Linked DNA regions of Homo sapiens: region 1 is linked to region 2. Evidence: chromatin contacts called from ENCODE Hi-C or POLR2A ChIA-PET data. All regions are on one chromosome and are shown on one strand. The core of a region is the stretch at or near the end of the contact, and the rest is flanking DNA. Distances in the headings are between cores, read along the strand shown.

Evidence for each region. A loop is a pair of places that touch in the nucleus more often than their neighbours do. ChIA-PET counts read pairs that join two places held with the same protein, here RNA polymerase II (POLR2A). Pooled maps may share reads with other maps.
Region 1: a pooled map shows a loop between it and region 2 (2.0-fold over the local background). The contact joins the promoter of LINC02633 here to the enhancer-like site in region 2. A Hi-C loop is called at or near these places in 4 of 168 maps with a recorded cell type or tissue (CD4-positive, alpha-beta memory T cell, Caco-2, endothelial cell of hepatic sinusoid and 1 more) and 7 of 50 pooled maps. POLR2A ChIA-PET finds 5 or more read pairs at or near these places in 11 of 52 experiments (A549, CD4-positive, alpha-beta T cell, CD4-positive, alpha-beta memory T cell and 8 more).

The regions. Positions count from the first base shown.
Region 1 is chr10:43,321,423-43,324,260 of GRCh38, reverse strand. LINC02633 (long intergenic non-protein coding RNA 2633) reads right to left here and starts at 1,267. Exons shown (of 2, transcript XR_945901.3): 1 at 561-1,267. The region is part of intron 2 of LOC105378271 (a long non-coding RNA gene); the gene reads right to left.
Region 2 is chr10:43,286,178-43,288,877 of GRCh38, reverse strand. No RefSeq gene overlaps it. Among named protein-coding and RNA genes, the nearest start is that of RASGEF1A, 20 kb to the right of the region's middle. RefSeq lists an enhancer at 2,536-2,700. Within about 2 kb of position 1,402, at least 14 of the 41 ENCODE cell types and tissues checked have a DNase peak (open chromatin) inside an H3K27ac peak, as active enhancers do; they include CD4-positive, alpha-beta T cell, where a contact is called at or near this core.

The sequences.
Region 1 (2,838 bases), core at 18-2,517, 36 kb before region 2:
ATACAAAAATTAGCTGGGCGCGGTGGCACATGCCTGTAATCTCATCTACTTGGGAGGCTGAGGCACTAGAATTACTTGAACCTGGGAACTGGAGGTTGCAGTGAGCCAGAATCGAGCCACTACACTCCAGCCTGGGCGATAGAGCAAGACTCTGTGTTAAGAAAAAAAAGTCCGGGTGCGGTGGCTCACACCTGCAATCCCAGCACTTTGGAAGGCCGAGGCGGGTGGATCACGAGGTCAGGAGATCAAGACCATCCTGGCTAACATGTGAAACCCCGTCTCTACTAAAAATACAAAAAATTAGCCGGGCGTGGTGGCGAGCGCCTGTAGTTCCAGCTACTCGGGCGGCTGAGGCAGGACAATGGCTTGAACCCGGGAAACGGAGCTTGCAGTGAGCCGAGATTGCGCCACTGCACTCCAGCCTGGGCGACAGAGCGAGACTCCGTCTCAAAAAACAAACAAACAAAAAATCTGTTTTCTTTTGGTCCCCAAAAAGCAAGCCGATTTTCCACTCATCTTTAAGCTTTGATACTTCCTCCAAGAGATTTTTTATTGTGTACCTTACTTCCTTGAAAAGGTTTCATTGTTTTGGGTTTCTCTTCATTGTCTGATTAAACACTTAAACAATGTTCTTTTATAATTTATCTTCATCTGTCGTTCAGTTATGTGTTGTCTTCCTCCGCCGCCCCGCACAGGAAAGTGAACTCCCTAGAAGAAAATGGCTCCCCAAAATTATATGCTCCGAACTCCTCCTGACAAACAGACAGGTTTTCAGGCAGAGGGACCACTAGACCTCCGTGAAGGCTCAGGAAGCGCGGGGCCCTGCCGCTTTGCCCGGAGGGAACCTGGTGGGCGGCCTGCATCACACCCCCATCCCACTCCAGCCCCTTGGGGGCTTCCCATTCTAGACACCCTAGTGCCAGAGCGTTAGAGTCGCCAGGTCCTGCTGGGCCTTGATCCTCTCTGTGGTCTGTTATCCTGGCTATCTTTTGGGCTCCATTTCTAGCTGTTTCGTGGGTTTCACAGAGAAAGTTTCTTGGTAGGAAGGATGGGAGCCCAGGAGTGTCCAGTGGGAGGCATGACTTTGGTATTAGTGACATTGCCCGGAAACAGTGCGTTTGAAGCCGCTGTCCCTGCTCTCTGCAGGCTCCCCGCTCTCTGTGGTGCCCCCGGGGAGTGGCAAGAAGCGGCATCCATCATCTCCCTCGGCCCAGCCCGGGCCTACGGCGTTCACCGGAGCCTCAGCCCCGCCCCCTCCAACTGACTCAGCCCGCCCCGCGCCCAGATGGCCAATCACTGGCTTAGCTCCTAATGCGCCACAAAGGCACTGGCAGTCTGGCCCCGCCCCAGCCCAGGACGCGCTGTTGCCATGGTGACGGTAAACCGGCTTGGTCTGAGTAGCCAAGCTCGCGTGTGAGACCCCTGCACAGACACTCAAGGGGCAGGTGAGGGGCGGAGGGGCCACGGTTGCGAGAAAAGAGGCCCTCCAAAGCCCCCGCAGCCCTCCTTGTTGGTTAGTGAAGATTTTGGCCCCACCTCGCGTCTCTTCACCGCTTCTGTCATCTTCCCGGATTCCTTCAGCGTCTACCTTGGTCTCTTGGGGCCTTCGCTCCTTGACCGCGAAAACAAAGTCGCTTCTTTCCTAAAAGTCTTCCTTTCTTCCTCAAAGTAATCATTCTTCAGGTATCTTGAGCAAAGTGCACAGAGAGCCGAGCCTCCTGAAGGCCGCTCCCTTTGTCAGGGATTGGAGTAGGGTTGGGCCAACTTGGCAGTTCCGCCCAATTCTGACTGGCAGGACCAGAAACCAAGGACTCTCTGTCTGTGGTATGGGCAAGTGGCCTTGGTAAATGACGTGGGGAGCTGCGGAGGCATCCATGACTTTCTTCCTTTTTTTCCTTTCTTTCCTTTCCTTCCTTTCCTTCCTTCCCTCCCTCCCTCTCTCTTTCTTTCTTTTTCTTCATTTATTTCTTTTTTTTTTTGATACGGAGTTTTGCTCTGTCGTCCAGGCTGGAGTGCAATGGTGCGATCTCGGCTCACTGCAACTTTTGCCTCCCGGGTTCAAATCATTCTCCTGCCTCAGCTTCCTAAGTAGCTGGGATTACAGGTGCGTGCCACCAAGCCCAGCTAATTTTTGTATTTTTTAGTAGAGATGGGGTTTTGCCGCGTTGGCCAGACTGGTCTTGAACTCCTGACCTCAGCTGATCTGCCCGCCTTGGCCTCCCAAAGTGCTGGGATTACAGGCATGAGCCACCATGCCTGGCCAACACCCTGTTGTTTAAGCCACTTTGGCCAGGATTTCCTGTACTTGAACCTGGAAGCATCCTTTATAATATGCCATCCTTATGATAACACCTCTGTCCCACTGTGAACACCCATGAGACTCTAGACCTCAGTATTACCAGTCACTGCACCCTCTCCGAATCTCCAGGTCAGCCATCTCCCTCCCATACCCTGCCCAGCCTTCCGGTGGACCTCACCATCTCTTTGAAGGCCTTTCCTCACTTGGCTTGAGACAGCATTCCCTGGTCTTCAGCCTTTCTCAGGGGGCCTCCCTGGGTCTCACTTTCTCACCTTTGTGGTGGCAGTGGTGCAGCCTCCATCCAGCCTTGGACCCTTCTTTTGATCTCTTCACCCTCCTTAAATGAAGGTATCGAGCCATGATTTTTAAATTTCATCTGCATGCTGACTCCCCAAGCCACTGTCTCCAGCTTGTTTTTATAGACACAGGCTCAAGCAGCCAACTGCCTCACACACATCATGCTTGGATGCTGTATTAGTCCGTTCTCACACTGCTGAAGAAAGGCCTGAGACTGGGTAATTTATAAACAAAAGAGGTTT
Region 2 (2,700 bases), core at 153-2,652:
TGATATGGATTCTGTGAACCCAGAGATCTTTAAGAAGTATTGCCGTCTTAACCATATTAAGTCTCCCAATCCATGAATGTGGATGTCTTTCCATTTATTTAAGTGTTCTTTAATTTCTCCCAACTGTGTTTATAGTTTTCAGTGTACAAGTTTTGCACTTCTTTTGTTAAATTTATTCATAAATTTTCAGTCTTTTAATTTTTTTGAGACAGGGTCTTTCTGTGTTGCCCAGGCTGGAGTGCAGTGGTGCCAACACGGATCACTGCAGCCTTAACCTCCTGGGCTTAAGTGAGCCTCCTGCTTCAGCCTCCTGAGAAGCTAATTATGTATATATTTTTTGTAGAGATAGAGTCTTGCTATATTGCCCAGGCTGGTCTCAAACTCCTGGCCTCAAGCCATCCTCCTGCCTTGGCCTCCCAAAGTGCTGGGAGTCACAGTGCCCGGTCAATATTTTATTCTTTCTGATGCCCTTGTGAACAGAATTTGTTATGGGTTGAACTATATCTCCCCAAAATTCATATGCTGAAGTCTCACTTCCTAGTACTTTAGAATGTGACCCTATTCGGAAATAGGGTAACTACAGATGCAAATAATTGACTTAGAATGAGGTCACCCTGGAACAAGGTGGGCCCTAATCCAATGTAACTGGTGTCCTTATTAAAAGGGAAATTTGGACACAGACACAGGCTCAGGCACACAGGGAGAACTGCATGTGGAGCCTGGGGTTTTGCTGCCGCAAGCCAAGGAGCTATCAGAAATAAGGATAGAGGCTTGGGACAGAGCTTTCCCCTACGGCCTTCTGTGAGGGAACCAACCCTGCATCACCTTGGTTTTGGACCTCTGGCCTCCAGAGCTATGAGACAATATATTTGTAAGCTACCCATAAGCTACCCAATTGGTGGCATTTTGTTATGGTGTCCCTCCAAATTATATTGTTTTCTTAATTTGATTTTCAGTTTGTTCATTGCTAGTGTATAGAATATGACCGATTTTTGCATATTCACCTTGCACCTTACAGCCTTGCTGAACTTGCTATTAGCTGTGAGTGTGTGTGTGTGTGTGTGTTCCTTAGTACTTTTTATATTCAAGATTTCATCATCTGCAAACAGAGAGTTTTACCTCTTCCTTTCCAATCTGGATGCTGTCAAGATTTGCAGTGGAATATGTTCTGGCTTCCTATTTACGCACATCTCTCTGTGGATATTAATTATACTTATTCTAAAGTCTTATTCTGTTTGTTGTATTAGCTCTGGGTCCCTGAATGTGTTTTCCATGAGATGTGTTGGTTTCCTCTTTTGTGCTACTTGTCTGCCTTGGGTGTTTAAATTACAGTGACTCACGACTGGGCTCCTCCTCGCCCTTCCACTTCCTGTTTACCGGTGTGACTGTTCTGTTTCTTCTGCCCAAGGCACATGGGGGCAGGGCAAGCCTTGTGGTCAGTTGTGGGCTCACCTGGAGGAGTTTCCTGGAGTGGGGCCACTCTGCTGCCTGGGGTTGCTCCAGACTCCGCCTGGCCTCTGAAGCCCAAATGCCTACACTTCCACCCTGTCCTGGAGCAAGTGAAGGAGGAGGACAGGTGTTGACTCCCAGGTCCTCTCCAGGGTCTCAAAGCCCTCGGAGCCCAGGCCCCTCTGCTGCTTCCTCCCAGAGCCTGCAGCACAGCCCAGGAGTCTCTTTTCGTTGTTACTGTTTTTGTTTGGAGACAGGGTCTCGCTCTGTCACCCAGGCTGAAGTGCAGTGGTGTGAACACAGCTCACTACAGCCTCGACTCCCCGAGCTCAAGTGATCCTCCTGTCTCAGTTTCCTGTGTAGCTGGGACTACAGGTATGCACCATCACACCAGGCTACTTTTTAATTTTTTGTAGAGACAGAGTCTCCCTATGTTGCCCAGGCTGGTTTCGAACCTCTGGGCTCAAGGGATCCTCCTGGCTCAGCCTCCCATTTGTGGCAATACGGGACTAGAAAACTGATCTCACTGGTCTCCCCCTGTCCTCTGTAAAATGGGTAGAACATTCCTCTCTGAAAGGCCAACATGGGAATGAACACAGGGCATGCTTGGGAGGCACCTGTGCACTGAGGTGCATTCAGGTGTCACAGGGTCTCATCAACTCCCTGTGGCCTGGTTGGTCAGTGCCTGTGCCACAGGCCTGTAGGGTCTGTGGGGACTCACCGGAGCAAAGAAGGCCAAGCACCTCCCCGCTCTGGGTTCCAGAGATTCCAACAAGCTCTGCTGTCTTGCAGGGGGTGCCCGAGTGCGCCTGAGTATGCCACCTTTGCACTCTGGGTACACACGCCAGACACCGACAGGTGCCCTCGCAGACACGTGCACAGACATGCACCCTGTGGAGCAGCCCATAGCACCCCACAGTCCTCGGTGGGGCGGGATTATTCTTTCTCCACATCCGCTTCTGTTTCCTCTTTCCCTGTCCCGCTCCCACTCCCTCTGAAAGAATCCTTTTCTGTCTCCTGTGCCCTCTCCCCAGCTTGACCAGGCCTCAGTTTGCGCTCTTGGCTTCATCACGCGGTGTCAGCTATGCTGCAAGTAGAGTTGGGAGTTCGCTTCAGCATCCACAGCCCCTTGGTGTGGTCCCCTCCACCAAACCAGCCCCAGAGCATGGGGGAGAGGCTCAGCTGCCCCACTGCCCTCAAGGAGGGCTGGCGAGGGTGGGGTCACACAAGGCGTGAAAATTAGGAGCAGTA